2 separate regions of the Homo sapiens genome follow, and region 2 is linked to region 1. The links are chromatin contacts, found by Hi-C or POLR2A ChIA-PET in ENCODE. All regions are on one chromosome and are shown on one strand. Each heading gives the region's core, a stretch centred on a gene start or an enhancer-like site at or near the end of the contact. The rest is flanking DNA. Distances are from core to core; before and after follow the strand shown. Region 1 has its middle 170 kb from the start of SCHLAP1. Region 2 holds the start of SCHLAP1 (SWI/SNF complex antagonist associated with prostate cancer 1).

What was found. A loop is a pair of places that touch in the nucleus more often than their neighbours do. ChIA-PET counts read pairs that join two places held with the same protein, here RNA polymerase II (POLR2A).
Region 2: a loop to region 1 is called in a map of PC-3, with 6 times the contacts of the local background. The contact joins the promoter of SCHLAP1 here to the enhancer-like site in region 1. A Hi-C loop is called at or near these places in 2 of 168 maps with a recorded cell type or tissue (MCF 10A and PC-3). POLR2A ChIA-PET finds 5 or more read pairs at or near these places in 2 of 52 experiments (OCI-LY7 and PC-3).

Annotation. Positions count from the first base shown.
Region 1 is chr2:180,516,898-180,522,877 of GRCh38, forward strand. No RefSeq gene overlaps it. Among named protein-coding and RNA genes, the nearest start is that of SCHLAP1, 170 kb to the right of the region's middle. Within about 2 kb of position 4,479, at least 2 of the 41 ENCODE cell types and tissues checked have a DNase peak (open chromatin) inside an H3K27ac peak, as active enhancers do; they include PC-3, where a contact is called at or near this core.
Region 2 is chr2:180,687,785-180,694,268 of GRCh38, forward strand. SCHLAP1 (SWI/SNF complex antagonist associated with prostate cancer 1) reads left to right here and starts at 4,320. Exons shown (of 6, transcript NR_104325.1): 1 at 4,320-4,657.

The sequences.
Region 1 (5,980 bases), core at 3,229-5,728:
CTTTTTTTTCCCTGTAAATTGGCACAGCTCTACAAATCTGCTTGCAGACTGCAGGTTCAGTGATAGTTTTGGACTCTCTACTGTTCATGATCATCTTGGGAATGAGGAAGTTATTTTTGTAGTTTCTGTTTTTTCAGGTTTAGAAATAACAGTATCGACAATGATGACAACAAATTCCCACATGAAACACATTAGAACAAGACCCCTTTGACCAAGCCCCCCTTTCCTCACCCTTCTTAAGAGCTGTCTCAGACCCCAAGACATCCTCCAACATCTCTTCAGAATAGCGTGTGATGGTGAGGACATAAAAATTATGCGCATACAGATCTGGATTTCTATCCCAGCTCTATGGCAAACTATTGTGCAAACTTTGAACAGCACATGTTAAGCTGAGACAGTAACACTGACTTCAGATAGTTATGCTAAGAATTAAGCCAAATAAAATTGAGGCCTGGATGTATTCTGTCTTTACTCTGTACTCCTAAACCAATTCATGGTGTACTTTTCTAGTGAGACCTGGTCTCATGCTCCATCAGAGTCATTGGGTATTTTCTTAGCATCCTGGTGCCAGGTACTCTGTCTCTCACCCTTATCTTCCCAGCCATGAATAATGCAATATTTTTAGCAAATTCTCTCATCTAAAATTTACCTAAGCCGCAAGTCTTCCATTTGTGATTTACCTCCTAGGAACACAAAGCTGGGCTCAGAGTCTGTGAGGAAAACATATTAGAGAAGAAACTTAATTACTTAGTTACCATTTCCCACCTCCAACCTGTCTGTTCCCCTCTTTCTGTAAGTTACAGTAATTTTAATCTATAACAGATCTTGGTAAATATTTTCCTTGTTGTTCCCCAAAATGTGTGTCAGCAAAACTAGCTCTACAGGATGATACATAGGATTAGTGAAAAAAAAGTGGTTTACATGATCAAGTAAGTTTGAAAAAACTCTGTTCAAGCAAGGTTGAAAGGCTTTTTTTTGGTTGTAGGACTTGTTAGCACTTCTAATATGCTAATATTCTTAAAAGGAGAAGGGATAAAGTAGATAGTCCTCATATTACTTGTTTTTCTTTACACTTGAAATCTGAGAGGGGATTACCTCTCAGGTAAAGTGCTGATCTAATCCAAACAAAACAGAGGCTCAGAAAGCCATTTTTATTTCACTGTGCTTCAAAATCATAACCCTCAAAAGCAAAAGGACAGAAAAAAATGAGAAAAGCAACACAGGTGGCATGCAGCAAACATGAGCAGAGGAAGATTCTGTGTTTTAATCAATCCACAAACTATCCATAAAACTTCCTGTCCCTTTAAATCAGTTATATTTAATCCTTCCTAATTTCTGCAGCTGCCTGGCTACCTTCACTCTCCCAAACACATTTAATCTGATATGATATTAACAATTTTATTAGTTAGTGTTATATATCTGAATTTGGGTGTTTGAAGGGCTTAGCCTTGCTATGGGTTGAATTCATCTGTTGAAGTCCTAACTCCTAACACTTCATAATGTGCACTTATTTGGAAATAGAGTCATTGTAGAAGCAGTTAGTTCAGTTAAGATGAGGTTTTACTAGAGTATTATGGTCCCCATTGTCTAATATGAGTGGTGTCTTTAAAAAAGGGGGAAATTTGAGCACAGAGGAAGACATGCGAATAGGGAGAACATGCATGTGCAAAGACAGAGATGAAGGTGATGCTTCTACAAGCCAAGAAACATCAAAGATTGCCAGCAAGCCACCAGAAGCTCAGAGAATGGCATGAAGCAGATCCTCCCTCACAGCCTCAGAAAGAACCAACCCTGCTAACACCCTGATCTCAGACCTCTAGCCTCTAGAACCTTGGGAAAATACATTTCTGTTGTTTAAGCCACTCAGTTTTGGTACTTTGTTACAGCAGCTCTAGCAAGCTAATACGTGCTCCTAACATTTCTGGGAGGAAATAACATCACTTATCTGGCTTATGAACTTCTCTTACCCCATTCATACCCCTGGTACCATCCTGGTTGGCCTCCTCCTGGGTTTCTGTCTCTTACTTCTGCCAAAAGTTCAACGAAGGTGGAGAGGCAAGGTTTATTTGCTGTGCCCCTACATCTGCTTGGGTCTTAAATCTTAGTTCTATTCCTGTGAAGCATTACAACAGTGAGCATGGAGCTGGCCACATGCACATAATTGTGTCACTTAGCCTCTGTGTTGTTAGTTGACCAGATTATCTAGTTTAACATATTATGAACACATAGGACAATAAGGCTATGATAAGAAGTAAATATTTGTGTGGCTGTAGGCAGCGGTATATAGTAGCTATTATTTACAGGCACAGAAATTAATATGGAAGAGAAATATATTTTGCTATTTAAAATAGCATTAACCCTAGACACTTATGATCACTTCATTATGAAGTTAATTAATAAAAGCACTGTAACTTTTAGGGGCATCATTTTAATGATTTATTTATATGGACTTTCACAATTAAATATTTTATTCCCTGTTTATAGACCATGATTATCTCTTCACACAGTAGTTTTGTCTGCTTACAACAATGATTTGGATTCTCTTGAACTCAGACCTTGATGAATCATTCTCCTAGCTGTTCTCTGTAGGAACTGAGTCATCACAAAGAGTATTTGTTCATGAAAGGGCATAAGTCAGCAAAGGGTGTTAACTATTTTGGGATCACCTTTCTGAAAATCTAAGAAAAGCTAAGGACTCTTCCCCCTTAAAAATGAAAATTGTTTATTTTCTATGTAATTGCAAGTGTTCACAAGAAACATAAAGTTTATAACTAAATTCCCTAGAATTCTAAGGGCTCCATGTTAAGAATTCCAAAACAATATCATCCATCCTCATTCATATGCCTCTCAGGGGAGAAAAGGGCTGTTTTCCACCCATGAAAAGAACAGGTAACGAAGAACTGAACTGATAGAATCAGCATCTCAGAAAAGATTTTTTTTTTAAACTAAGTATTCAGATTCTCTAGTGGATGTATCCCAAGGAAAAACAGCCACATTTCTCAGGATGGATCTTAGCAAAAGAGACTATTGTGCTTAATTGGCACCAGGAGTGGATTTGGTCACACACTACTTCCAGCTTTTATCTCTGAAGTGGTGTATATTCAGTGGATCCACCTGTCCAGCATCAGCTTCTCTTTCTTCTGATGATAATACCCTATCTTCCCTTTTGAGGGCCCAGTCTTCTCTAACTCGATTCATTTGGTTCAGTTATGGCTGAATCCATCTCAGCTCCAGAGTTTGGCACATAATTGAAAGCTGGCTTGTGAGTGTATTCTACTTCATGCCTATAGTGATTGGTTCAGGGAAGGATCTTTGAGCTAATCTGGGGACTTGTGACTTACATTCAACTTTTAGGTCAAAGAAACCCTCTCAGGGTAGCTAGGCTGTTAGGAGTTAGTCCTGGAGCTGCTGGTGATCTTTTTGTCACACATGAAAGAAAGCATGTCTACTAGTAATGCCATGAGAGAACAGAAAAGATCCAGGAGATGGCAGCCCAGTCCTGAGGGTATCATACCTAGCTGTGTGGAAGAGAACCACTCTGCACCTTTCTCCCCAGAAGCTCAACCCAGGAGGCTGACCTGTGGAGACCACATAGAGTGCCTCTCTGGTTTTCAGATGGGGTTGGGCACTGGGAAGCCACAGCAGAGGTGAGGTGAGGGATTTAATCCTCTGGGTCTCTCTATAGGGTTGTCTCAGGCTGGCTCTGTCAGACTCTTTTCAGGTTCTGGTAACTTCTTCCTCTCATATCATTCGGCTTATAGGTGGTAACAGCTCTTCTGCTAACCCTGGGTTACTGTTCTAGCTCATTTTCATTCACTACTCTCATATCTTCACAATGTTTCTTGTGTATGTAAACTGTTCTGGTTATTTTAATATAAGCGTGCCAGCTGTTTCCTGTTGAGACGCCCAATAATACACCAGCCTTGCCTGAAATCAGCTCAACCTTAGACATTTCATATACGTGAGCATATACATTCCATTTTTTGTTTAATCCATTTTGTGAAGTGTTTCTATCACTTGCAACCAGAAAGAGTCTTGACTAATACAATCTCTCTTAACCCCCTTGGGCCACCTCGTGCATTCTACTTGGGAAATAATTGCTTTAGAAACATGAACAGACACATTATGGGAGCTAAAACTCACTTAGGTTGGAATGTAATTTTCAAACAAATCCATCATGCCACTCATGATCTATTAATCCTTGTCCTGTAGAATTCAAGCAACCACGTTAAAAAATGTGACCCCTACTGCCTGTAGAATTTCAACCAAATTTTTATGCACACAAGTTTCTAGCACATGAAAGTGGTATGAATCAGACCAAAAACATACTTGTTCCAATTAAAAGGTGTGAAAAGAGCAAAGAGAAATGGCCTTTTATATTTACTCAACTCAGCAGCTGAGCAGTTCATTAGCAAATCCTGAAATGCACGTAGGTCATAAGCTCCAGGAATGTGAAGACTGTTTTATAAAGCAATCTTAGAAAGGCAACCTTTAAGTCAAAAGTACTATTCCCTGGTGAGGTTTATTAATTGAATCATTTGTTTACAAAAGGTGAACGTGGCTCTAAGTGACAGTACTGTTTGCACAGTGGCACCAATATTAGGAAAGCTTATGTGTAATGCATTAGTAATGTAGAAAAAGATGCTGCCTGAGTCAGGGGTATTTGTTTAGCACATTGACATCCAGCAACTCCCTGAGCATGAATTGAATTAACTTATTAAAATTTAAGGTAGTCTTTAAAAATATTGCTAATGAGTACAGTGAAGTCAGGATATTTACCACCTTCTCAAACTTGCCAGAGATTTAATGTGAGTCCTTGGCTGAATAATGGAAAAGGTTAAAAAAAAAATGGTGTGGGAGGGTGTTCAGTTCCCCCGTTTTACTTCTTTACTTCTTCTAGAATCAAGGTGAAATTTTACTAGATTTGATTTCTGGAATGAGGACTTAATAATTGTTGTCAGCAAATATTTTCTTTTATTTCAATTACAATTCCTTGTAGAGAATGTAGCAGGAGGAATAAATATACTGATTAAAGTTATCCTTTAAAAAATTTAGTTTTGCCTCATCACTCACCAGTCGTTTTAATTTTCAGTAAACCAGCTCTGAGGTTGAATGAAAAGTTAACACATTTTGATTATTTGACTCCTATAAAATACAGAAATGTTTTTTTATATGTGGAGATAATTCTATGCCCACTGAAAGATGTTTTCCCTTTCATAGAGAATGCCTTTGACAGACCATGCAGGTAGATGTGACTAACTCATAGTGGACTGTGTGTGGAAGAGAAGCGTGCTGTTTTGTGCGAAGAGAAGCAGGCTTACCTTTTCTTTTTAGAGAGCTAGATCTAAATGATAGCGAAGTCTAGGGCCTCAAAAGGAAAGAAACCTAGATCATTGCCTGAATTACTGAGTGGAGGTGAGATGCCCAACAGTTACATCTACCTTGGACTGTTACATGAGCAAGAAATAGAATTCTTATTGCACTTGAGCCATACATATTTGGCCTTCATGTTTTTAAATGTACATTTGGCCTTCTCTAATGAACACATTATACCTTTTAAATCAGACAACCATGGGCCATCTAAGTCTGACCCCACCAGGGAGATAAAACTCCAACATCGATAATAGGGCATAATTACCCGGCTGAACTAGATCCAGACACTGACAGTGTAGAAAATATTCCTCTCCCTCATTCCTTCTGCATGTTCTAAGGTTATGTATAGAAGCATTTGTTTACCAACTAAGGGAGGGGGGATGGTTTTAGCTAAAAGTAAAAACCAATAGGAGAAAGAAGAGGATGGTATGAGGTCTGTTCTCTGTGGGAACAGTGGTTAGGCTGAAAACAACTCCTTTAACTGTCTAGGCACAAGGTTTGGATTTGAATTCTCATAAATGGAGGAGAGAATTAGAAACAAACAGAACTGTTCACCACTGGCCGGAAACTTGATAAGATGATAGATCTAAGTAGTTCTGTTTGGGGC
Region 2 (6,484 bases), core at 3,070-5,569, 170 kb after region 1:
GATAGCTGAAAATACAGAGAGGATAGGCATCGTCAGGGAGGTTTCAGTTAATTGGATAAGGTATGGCTCATTTGACTAATTCCTCTTCTTCCCTGAATTCAAGGTTACTTTTATCTTGACTGCTTGAGCTCATGGTATTACTCTTCAAGCAAACTTTAGGAGACTCACAGGACATGAGACTAGATTTCAACTTACAGATTTTCACTTAAGCATAATTTTCACAGCAAAAGAGAAAAATCAGAAGTAGGATATGGCATGAAGCAAAGATGGCAAGATAGATAATATGTGATCAGCTGTGGCTTTAAAAAAGAGAGAGAGAAAAGAAAACTACTGTGGGGAAGGGCAGACGGAAGAGGGAGAATGGTATGGGAATCAACTAGGGAAAATAGTAGATTTTACATCATTTTAAAAGATATTTTGCTAGACAGGAAAAGAAGTCAAGGTAGGTAACAATTCAACCCAAGAAACATAGATGAATGAAATACAATAAATGTTGGACCTATCTGCTATCTTGTGATTCCTTCTGCCTGGTTTTGTCTTTCACTATTTTCTCTTAACTAATAACTTCCAAAATCTCAGGGACAAACTCTAATCTTCTGTCTCCAAATAACAAATATAAACATTTATTCAAGACTTAAGAATCAGGATATTTGTGTTAGAATCCTAGCTCTGCAGTTGTAAGCTGTGTCTTTAAATAATTCATTCAACTTATTTGACCTTCAGTTTTGTATTTGTAAAATGGGCATAATAATAGTGCCTAAAGTTGTGAGAATGTTACAAAATACCATGAGAAAATGCCTTGAAAATATAAATCTTTATGCAAATATAAAGACTCCTAAGTATATTTTAATATGAATATTTTTATGTCAAATTCAGTGTTTTAAAACACATTTAATAGCTTACCATCCAGAATTGTTTCTTTTTCTTTATATTTTTAATGCTGTTAGCTTTCAATTGTTGTCTTATCCAGCTGGAATGAAAACTTAGGGTTATCTTTGAATCCTTCCCATCTTTAAATATTAACTAACTGCTGCCTGTTATTACTTTGCAACACTGGAGATGTGAATCTCTTTCCATTTTGACTGTTTTTGTGCCTCTTTTTCTCTAGAAGATTGCCTTTGGCACACTACTGTGCAGCTCATTCATCTAAACCTCTGCTCCTACCATCTTACCTCCCTTACAGATTGTTTCAGTAGCTCCTCCATTTAAAGTAAAATTTCCTCAATTAGGCCTTATCATCAGCCACAATCTTACTCTGCCTTAACCTTTCAGAGTGTGTTTCCCCTTATGAATCCTCTGGGCCTCCCAAATGTTTTCTTTCAATCTATCTAGTATATCATGAATAATGGGTAACAGTGTTATAGGGGATGGTTGGGCTTAAGGCCCTAAAACTATTAAAATGAATATAGTCGTATGAGTAGAGAAGACAGCATATAATTTCATAGCATCAGGGCATTCTTAAGACACCTGGGCTATTGTCTGCTTTTTTCATTTTGTCCATGTACATAAATGGTTCATACAATATTAGTTTTGGTTAAAAATAGCTTCTAACTAAAACAATAGACTTATGATGAAAACGAATATGGGAACTTGGATATCTATGGCCAAAATTCATCCAAATCAAGTAATAATAGTTTTTAAGATGATAAAAAAATTATACAAAACTAGTTCCTAAACACACACACATACACTGCCCTTTAATATTATAATTTTGTTTCTCTGAATAGAATTGAAAAGAACACTCAGCCACATTGTTGTAACATGTTGGATCCTATTATTTTTAGGTTGCTAACCAATACCAATTTGCACCAAAAGAAAGAGTTACAATTGATGAAAAAAATTAAACAGATTCAAGTTTGATTTTATCACAGTTTTAATCCCTTTAACACAATATTTCATTTTTTTATGTCAAACACCCATTGAACTCTGTTTTGTGGATGTTTTGTTAAAGCATATTGTCCTGACATTTAATGCAAGCAAGTCATTGTTAAAGACATCTCAGTGTATCCTGCCATTATCTCTTCCTTCTGTTAAATGGTCACTGGATACATCAAGTCTACCTCAGAGATGGCTCCAGAATGATGGTTATCTGTCCAGATATAGGCCAAATGAATGTCTGTAAGGAATCAAGTCATTTTTCAGAAAACAGCACTACCCAACTTCAGCTCATGAAAAGGTCCCAAAGTTTTTCATAGACATGATTACTGCCTGGAAGTTTTTCAAAGCAAGAATAATCAATAGCCCAAAAGAACCCCAAACTGAGCCTCAAATCTCCTCTGTTGGTAATGCTAACGTGTATAATTAGGACATAATGTATTTCTGTTAAACTTTGTGCATGATTTGAAGATGCTAATGATAAGAAGTTCTATTTTGGACAACTGTGTATTACTCCTGGATTAGCTGGAGATAGTAGATGCAGTAGATACCCAGTGATGGAGACTGCACAACATGGTGTCCTCCCTCAGTTGCTTTAGGGTCACACAAGAAGACACAGAGCACATGGACGTTGAACTTCATGATAAAATACAAATTGTGTGATGCAAATAGCTAAGTGGTTGTGCATAACAAATACTGAACAAACGGATAGAAAATGGATTCCAGGGAGTTTGCAGTATCACTCACCATGGTTGGAAGAGGGTATTGGGGCTCAGTCAATCTTAAAGTTACATGAACACTTTTTATTTGATACCAGATGTAACTGAACAATGTTCCTTTTGATGTATGAGGCCAACCAAAATATCACCTCCAGGTTTTCTTTTCCCTTTAATGCAGGAAATTTAATTTGGTAGGAAAATATAGGTCTCTTCTCACCTTCTTCAGTTTCCTCCCTCCCTCCCTTCCTCCCTCCCTTCTTTCCTTCCTTTCTTCCTTCCTTCCAAGTCTTAGTACATATATAGAGAGGCATTCTGGCCATTAGTTTTTCATGAAAGTAGTTTATTCCTGAATCATAGGCTGTTTACAGTCATTGTACAGCTTGCATATATTTATCTTTAATCATCAGTTGCCTGGGAAATGATACAACATAAGATGTTGGTATGAGACAGATATTCTTCTCTCTTCCATTGTTCTCTCTCTCTCTCCCTGTGTGTGTGTGTGTGTGTGTATGTGTGTGTGTGTGTATTTATAAGGAAAGACTGCTGCTGTGTTAAATAATCAGATGTAATGCTTATAAGTATTTTATATAGTATTTCAAAACACAGACCCATAGCCAAGGAAAGTATTCCCTGTTATGATATTGCTGCTTAACAGTAAACCACTAATAGTATCCCTGAATCCCTGGGTGGTATTAGAAACAAGTCAGCACACCTGAGCTAAGGAGAATACATTTAGGTGGAGTTATACTGGATTTCAGCCCCTTGTTTCTCAGAGTCAAGGAGAGGGAGATAAGACAGTAAAATATGGCTTTTCAGTGGGTCATTTTGAGAGGTGACAGCGTGCTGGCAGTCCTCACAGCCCTCGCTCGCTCTCAGCGCCTCCTCTGCCTTGGCTCCCACTTTGGCGGCACTTTAGGAGCCCTTCAGCCCACCGCTGCACTGTAGGAGCCCCTTTCTGAGCTGGCCAAGGCCGGAGCCGGCTCCCTCAGCTTGCAGGGAGGTGTGGAGGGAGAGGCGCGAGTGGGAACCCGGGCTGCGCCTGGCGCTTGCGGGCCAGCTGGAGTTCCAGGTGGGCGTGGGCTTGGCGGGCCCCGCACTCGGAGCAGCCGGCCGGCCCTGCCGGCCCCGGGCAATGAGGGGCTTAGCACCCGGGCCAGCGGCTGCGGAGGGTGTACGGGGTCCCCCAGCAGTGCCAGCCCACCGGCGCTGCGCTCGATTTCTTACCGGGCCTTAGCTGCCTTCCCGCGGTGCAGGGCTCGGGACCTGCATCCCGCCATGCCTAAGCCTCCCACCGCCTCCATGGGCTCCTGTGAGGCCCGAGCCTCCACGATGAGCGCCGCTCCCTGCTCCACGGTGCCCAGTCCCATCGACCACCCAAGGGCTGAGAAGTGCAGGCACAGGGCGCGGGAGTGGCAGGCAGCTCCACCTGCAGCCCCCGTGCAGGATCCACTGGGTGAAGCCAGCTGGACTCCTGAGTCTGGTGGGGACTTGGAGAATCTTTGTGTCTAGCTCAGGGATTGTAAACGCACCAATCAGCGCCCTGTCAAAACAGACCACTCGGCTCTACGAATCAGCAGGATGTGGGTGGGGCCAGGTAAGAGAATAAAAGCAGGCTGCCCGAGCCAGCAGTGGCAACCTGATGGGGTCCCTTTTCAAGCTGTGGAACCTTTGTTCTTTCTCTGTTTGCAATAAATCTTGCCACTGCTCACTCTTTGGGTCCACACTGCTTTTATGAGCTGTAACACTCACCGCGAAGGTCCGCAGCTTCACTCCTGAAGCCAGCGAGACCACGAGCCTACTGGGAGGAACGAACAACTCCCGACGCGCCGCCTTAAGAGCTGTAACACTCACCGCGAAGGTCTGCAGCTTCACTCCTGAGCCAGCGAGACCACGAACCCACCAGAAGGAAAAAACTCCGAACACATCTGAACATCAGAAGCAACAAACTCCGGACACGCCGCCTTTAAGAACTGTAACACTCACTGCGAGGGTCCGCGGCTTCATTCTTGAAGTGAGTGAGACCAAGAACCCACCAGTTCTGGACACAATTTCAAGTCCTCAGGGTGAGTTTTCCCCAGCTGAGTGAGAATATAAATTAGTCACAGGAGTACCCTGAATCACTGTTTGGTTGGACTAGTTTTTCTAGGTGAACACTGTGCTGGCTGTGTGGCACAAACTCCTGATTGGTCAGACTGAAATTTCCTTGCGGAAGAAAGAGGAGTATGTTTTTATTGAATCCTATTATTTCTTAACTCCTAGGACAGACTTCTGCACAGTAAGGGCCTATCAAATATACCTATTAGGATAATTATATTAGCTTTTCAGAAGACAGTTACCAGGACTGTGTGATTTGTGCTTTTCTATATTTTTCCCTTTGTGCTTAGCTTAAATCTATTTGGCAATGTTGGTAGTGACTTTCTTGAATACTGTAAGGTTCTATGAACATTAATCTAGCTAATTTTATTTTATGCCACAGCAAATTCTCAAAGCAGAATATTGGTCTCGGCTGGGCGCAGTGGCTCATGCCTGTAACCCCAGCACTTTGGGAGGCCGAGGCAGGTGGGTCACCTGTGGTCAGGAGTTCAAGCCTGGCCAACATGGTGAAACCCCATCTCTACTAAAAATTGGCTGGGCTTGGTGGTGCCTTTAATCCCAGCTACTTGGAAGGCTGGGTTAGGAGAATTGCTTGAACCCCGGGGGAGAGAGCTTTCAGTGAGTGGAGATCATGCCACTGTACCTCAGCCTGTGCCACAGGAGCGAAACTCCGTCTCAAAATAATAATAATAATGGTCTCATGATACTCATAATAGTGGTAGTTTGTGCTCTAAGACTGTCAATTATTCTGTAATATATTTGTATTAGGTTGAGGAGAAAAGAATTTGGGGAATCAGAAGAAAGAAATAAAAAGAAGAAAGGAGGCGGCTGAAATTTCAATAGGTCACCCAACATCATCCGTTCCTTGCAGCAGAAGCTAGTATTGTCATAGAGGAAGACACAAGAGTAGGGAAAAGCAGGAGTCTGTAAATCAAAAGAGCTCTGTCCTACTCCCAGTGAGCAGTGCAACTGGAAGAAATTCTAGAACTTCTCTATGCTCCATTTTCTATTTTAAAAACATTTTTTAAAAACTTTCTTAATTATAACACAACCATCTTTTTGAGTATAATTTTTTTCTTCACAAAGTACTAAAGCTACTAGTTAAGCTTCCTTTGTGTAAGCCTCAGAACAGGAAAGTTCTGTTGACAGAGCAATCTCTTTATTTTTTTGTTTTATTTGCCTATAGGATGACATCTTAAAAATCTCAAAAGCAGAAAAACATAGCTGAGAAATGAACAGCTTATTTAGTCTAACTCATGGGAAATGCAGCTAGCACATGTTATAAGACTTCTAGAATTTGTTGATTCATGTGAGCATTAATGATCTTTATTTGATTTTAAAAATGAAACTTTCATTTCAAGCTGCCAAGCCGAAACATTTGCATCCTGTACAAATGAGTACTAAAGGCCCTTTCATTGGCAGATTATTGGCTGTGCTATGGAAATGAGAAGATTGACTCTATGAATATTGTATCTTTAGCTGTGATCAACTCATTCTGAAGATGACATGACATGATATGACTGATCATAAAAAATTTATTGGTCTATTTTCCAAAGTTTGTTGAGTTACTTTAAAACATAAAGTTATATTTCCCATTTAAGTTTCTTTCCTTTGAAAACTACAATGAATCTTTTTCTGCAAAGACAGATCTTAAAAAGGTCAGCCATTTTTAGCCATTCATGCAGAAGTACATCTCACATTGACATCAAAATGGAAAATATTTTAATTATTTCTTGTTTCACAAATAAAAATAATAATCATTGGACTGAGAAAGGTATAAACAATTTCTGGTAAAC